Linked DNA regions of Mus musculus: region 1 is linked to region 2. A link is a loop called in an ENCODE intact Hi-C map of the cell type or tissue named here. Cell type or tissue: left cerebral cortex. All regions are shown on one strand.

Region 1 (2,500 bases), 53 kb before region 2:
ACAGTGAGGCTGGGCCAGTAGAATCACTCTCCTCCGTGGTTGTTCAGCATGCAGATGCTTCTCGTGCAGTTTCAGAAGTACCTAAGCGGCTCCAGGACGTGTATTCATCTGAGGAAGAAAATAGAGTTCTCTCCAGTCATTTGATCACCCATGGCTTTCCACAGCACAGCCTGCAAAGACAAGAACATTTTACACCACTCCAGGAAGAGACACACATTCAGAGGCTTATACTTGGTGCTAGAAAAAATAATGAGGAATTTGCTCCCAAGCAAAATGAATTAGAAAAGGGGCTCTGCTCTCAACAGACTGATGCCTTGTCTTCTCCATCCCAAGTCACCGACTGGGGAACATCCCGGGGGTCTGTATCAGTCAGAAGTGATAGGACAGACCCCTTAAGGCATTTTAAGATTCCAGCGTTTCGGGAAAGACTAGTTAGAGTTTCACAACATACATTCCCTCTCCAAGATAATTTGCAGGAACACCAAGAATGGGTAGACACAGAAAAAGAGAGCTTTCAATCTAGTCCTCTAACTCCAGAAAATCCATCTTCTCAACAGACAGGTTTTTCGTCCTTCAAAGCCTCATTAAGACTGCCATCGTGTGTGTCCTTGCCATCTGCTGACTCTGGTATCACACAGCACCCTCTCTCAACAGAGAGTGACAGTAAAGTCAAGTCAAGCCATCTTCAGATACCAGAACTGCAGCATAGACTTTCGAAGATATCCCAGCTCATCCCGCCTCAACAAGACAGTTTGAAGGCCCTTCAAGAACAATTAGCTACACAAAGGGAAGCCATCATCCACTCTAGACAAGAAGCTCATGAAGAAACACTAAGAGAATGGAAGGAAAAAATATTCCCAGAGCAGGTTGGTCCATTTTCTCCCCTGATACCACAACATTCACTTGCTTCATTCCCTGTTTCTGATACTGAAAGAGCACAAGAACTGTGTTCAACCAACAGTGACACCATATCTTCAGGTTATCCTGAGATGCTGGAGTTGCCTGACAGGACATTGGGTTTATCACATACTGCTTTACCTCAGCAGAATAATCTGACTGCACATCCAGAACACCTTCATGCACAAACAAATTTTTTTCACTCTACTGAGAAAGCCCAAGAAGGGTTGGTGTTTCCCAGACCATGTCAATTTGAAGAGATGTCTGCTGAGCATTTTATCCAGCCTCAACATGATGACTTAAAGGCACTTCAACAGCAGTTAGATATGCAAAGGGAAGCCATTAGATCTGGCCAGGAAATGCAAGAGAAAATGCTTTTGCAAAGGTTAAATAAATTGGAGCAAAGGATATCTTCCAAACAAATTAGCTCCTCTCTATTTTCATCCCAGGTAGCACTGCCCATTGCCAATTCTGACGGGACCTTACAGTCTTTCCCAACTAAAAGTAACGAGACTGAGCTGCTTGGGTCCCAAGATGAGTATCTGAGCTTTTCACAGCCTCGTCTGCCTCTGCAGAATAACATGACAGAGCAGTTGGACTTAGAAAAGGTATTTCATAAAGAACTGCTTTTACACAAACAAAAGAGCCAAAACAAAAGTGAATCTTCTGAGCATTCCCTCCCTCCTTTGTTTCTGTCCAAGGAAATAGAGCATCCATTCATTTCACTACCTTTTGCAGAAAGTAAATCTAAAAGCATTTGTGAGTTGTATTTATCTGACAAGAAGCATGCAGCTCCTAATGATGCTGTGATCCCAAGATTGCAGGACAGGCTTTTAAGCTGTTCCCAACCTGTCTTAACTCAGCAAGATAACATGAGTCTTCAGAAGCAGCTGAATCTACAAAGAGAAACTCTACACTCTAGGCAAAAAGCCCAAGAAGAATTGCTTGTGCAGAGACAGACATCCTTACAGCAGCAAATCCAAAGACACAGAGAGACTTTGAAAAATTTCTTTAATGTCAGTCAGGTATGTTCTGAATTTAAAACTTTAGCATAATAGATATTTAAACCTGATTTCATTTTAATCCTAAACCTACTTTCTCCTTAGTTATTGAGAGTAACTTAGTAATTGAGAAATTGAAACAAATATATCTACTTTATAGAGTCATTTTTAAAATACAGTAAACATTAAAGAATATGCATCTTTAGGAATTTTGTTGCAGTGGGTTCTCAGATAAAATTATAAAAAGGGCTGGTTAATAGATTTCTTATAGTGTGATAGATCCTGTTCTCTAACGACTGTTAACATTTGTATATGAATCAAAATCTGTGTCCTGTTTTTCCCTAAGTGACATAATGGTATAGTTGGTATGGTTATAATCTGATAGAAGCCAGACCTACACTTCTTACATTTGAGTTGCTGAGAAAACTGGCATCGTCACTCGGACACATATTTAGTTAGAATGGGTCTATTCTTCTTTAGGCCACTTCTTAACTTCCTTAGTGCAAACAATTCTGCAGCGCCTAGATGTTCAGGAGGTACTTGAACCTAGAAGTTAAAACCCTAGAGTGATGAAGGGAAAGTAATGGGGAAAAAAGGCAAAG
Region 2 (2,500 bases):
ATGTTCCTTGCTTTTTCTGGTGCAGCCTGCAGGCTGAAAGTAAGAAAGGCCACTCAGTGAAAGACATTGCTGGACATGACATCCTAACACCATGAGGAAAGGAGAGTGCCTCTTGGTGGACCACCTGAGGAGTAGCCTGCTCATACAACCCAAGACGGGGTATTTGGGCCAATCACAGCCATTTGTTTGGCTAAACACCGGTGTCTTTTGTTTATATGTGTACATGTCTGTGAATGTGTGAGTGTATGCGTGTAAGGGTGGCTGCATGTCTGGAGAGATAGCATAGTCCTCCATTTATCATTAAGCCACCAGTCACAGGTCTGCACAAAGCCCTGGCCCAAGCTGTGCTTACTGGGCCAGGACAATCAGTTGCAATCTTTCGTGTAGGCATATCTGAGTGTTCTTGGAGTGTTTAAGACAGCTGGTGCAGTTTGGATGGTAGTCCTGCTAGCTGTTTGACTCGGTCTTCTTTGCTGGAGGCAGCTCCATCAACAGAGAGACTCAAACAGCTGCGAATTATAGTTAACTACCGTCGACAGTCTTTGTGAGTGCTTACATAAATGTAAAGCCCTTACGTACGTCTTCATCGTTAACTTCACGAATGTAAAGTCACCTAGGGGAAACACCTCTGGGAGTATGTTCCCAGAGAGGTTTAACTAGGAAGTGAAAACCTACCCGGAAAGTGAGTGGACTCATCCCACGGACGGGCTCCCAGACCGAATCAGCGGGAGTGCTGGTGTGTGTGCTGCGTGTCTCAAAAATCAAATAACTAACCAACTAACAAAAAAGCTGCGTGTCTCAATAACTAATCAACAAATTAATCAGGCCAGCAAGAAAGCTATTTCAAAAACCAAGCAACCAATTAAACAAACAAACAAACAAACAAACAAACTACAACGCCCAGCGTATCTACATAAACCCAGCCCACTCCACTTGCACTGCAGCGGCTGAGCCCGGTCAGCCGGAAGTTCCTGGCTCTCACGTGCAACCTACAGGAAATGTCCGGGCAGCTGGCCCTTCGCGCATGCTCATAGTGTTCCGCGAGACGCTGCGCGGAGGATTGTGGGGCAGCAGTGGGTAGTTTGCTTCCTCCCGGCCGCCGCGTCGGGCTTGCGGGAAGCTTGTTCCAGCCTTCCGTGTCGGTGCTGTACTCTGAGTCTCCGGCGAGTCGCCCTCAGGCCGCCGCCAGCATGTCGGGCGTGCGAGCCGTGCGCATCAGCATCGAGTCGGCCTGCGAGAAGCAGGTGCAGGAGGTGGGCCTTGATGGCACCGAGACGTACCTGCAGCCGCTGTCCATGTCGCAGAACCTGGCGCGCCTGGCACAGCGCATCGACTTCAGCCAGGGCTCTGGCTCTGAGGAGGAGGAGGCGGCAGGGCCTGACGGCGATGCGCCGGACTGGGGGGGCGCGGGAGCCGACCAGGACGACGAGGAGGGTGAGGCTTCGCCCTCGTTGCTGGTTCTATCCCAGGGTCTCCCCTAGGGTAAACTGTGTTTTGTGGTGGGTGGCCTTGAGAAGTATTGACAGCAGTGGGAAGGCCGACCCGGTCGGGACTCGGGGTCCTGTTCAGGCCAGGAGAAGAGGCATTCGCTTTTTTTTTTTTTTTTTTTTTTTTTTTTAATAAAGAACAGCTGAAAGCTTTTGGGGGTGATTTTAGGTGGAAACAGGTGATACTTAAAATGACCACTGAAACTTTGAGGTGAATGAATTACAAGAAAACAAAACTGAAGAGGGGGAGTTTGGAGAAGCAACCAGACTAGACTTTGGATTCTCCTTATTATCAAAAAAAACCAAAATTTGAAACCACAGTTTTCGATTTAGTGATGTGACAGAATCGGTTTAAGTGAGGATGTTCGTGTTTAGTGTGGTAATTCGCCAGGCAGAGGCAGTCAGATTAATGAAAAACATGAGCAAATAGACACCATCTCAATAAATAAAGAAAAATTTAAATGTAGTTTTCATAAATTTGACAGAAAGTTAAAACACCTGGGACTGAAGAGATGGCCCAGCAGTTAAGAGTACTGATTGCTCTTCCAGAGGTCCTGAGTTGAATTTCCAGCAACCACATGGTGGTTCACAACCATCTGTAATGGAATCCGATGCCCCCTTCTTTCTGGTGTGTCTGAAGACAGCGTCATTGTACTTACATCCATTAAATAAATAAATAAATCTTTTTTTTTTTTTTTTTTTTTAAATCTTAAACAAGCCCAACATTGTCATTATCCAGTGTTGGAAAGGCATGCCAGCTCAGTAGTTTTAAATGCAAAATTCTAAATGTGTATCACATTTGATCCATGAAATCCCCCACCCACAGAAAGAACTATAGAGCACAGGTATGTATTAAGATCCAGTACTGATGTCATTAGGAACATTTGACCTGTCTATTAAGGGACAGGCTTAAATGGCATGCCTCCTGGCTTCCAAATATCTTGTGGTGTGTGAAAGAGTGACTAGTTCCTGTATGCTGGGTTGAGATATGTCTCAGGAGGGAGGAGAGTTAG

The links. A loop is a pair of places that touch in the nucleus more often than their neighbours do. Peaks named below come from ENCODE experiments on the same cell type or tissue, not always from the same donor. Only the 100,000 strongest peaks of a DNase experiment are listed, where the experiment ranks them.
Region 1: it touches region 2 in a loop (2.5-fold over the local background); 2 of 42 quality-filtered maps call a loop at or near these places.

The regions. Positions count from the first base shown.
Region 1 is chr9:15,331,358-15,333,857 of GRCm38, reverse strand. Cep295 (centrosomal protein 295) reads left to right here. Exons shown (of 27, transcript NM_176976.4): 15 at 1-1,922. Among named protein-coding and RNA genes, the nearest start is that of Gm24339, 6.1 kb to the right of the region's middle. In left cerebral cortex, no CTCF peak of the experiment used is centred here; no DNase peak of the experiment used is centred here.
Region 2 is chr9:15,278,484-15,280,983 of GRCm38, reverse strand. Med17 (mediator complex subunit 17) reads left to right here and starts at 1,078. Exons shown (of 12, transcript NM_144933.2): 1 at 1,078-1,434. The coding sequence starts at 1,191. In left cerebral cortex, CTCF peaks have their summits at 1,002 and 1,211; a DNase peak (open chromatin) is centred at 1,032; H3K4me3 peaks cover 1,972 bases; H3K27ac peaks cover 1,285 bases.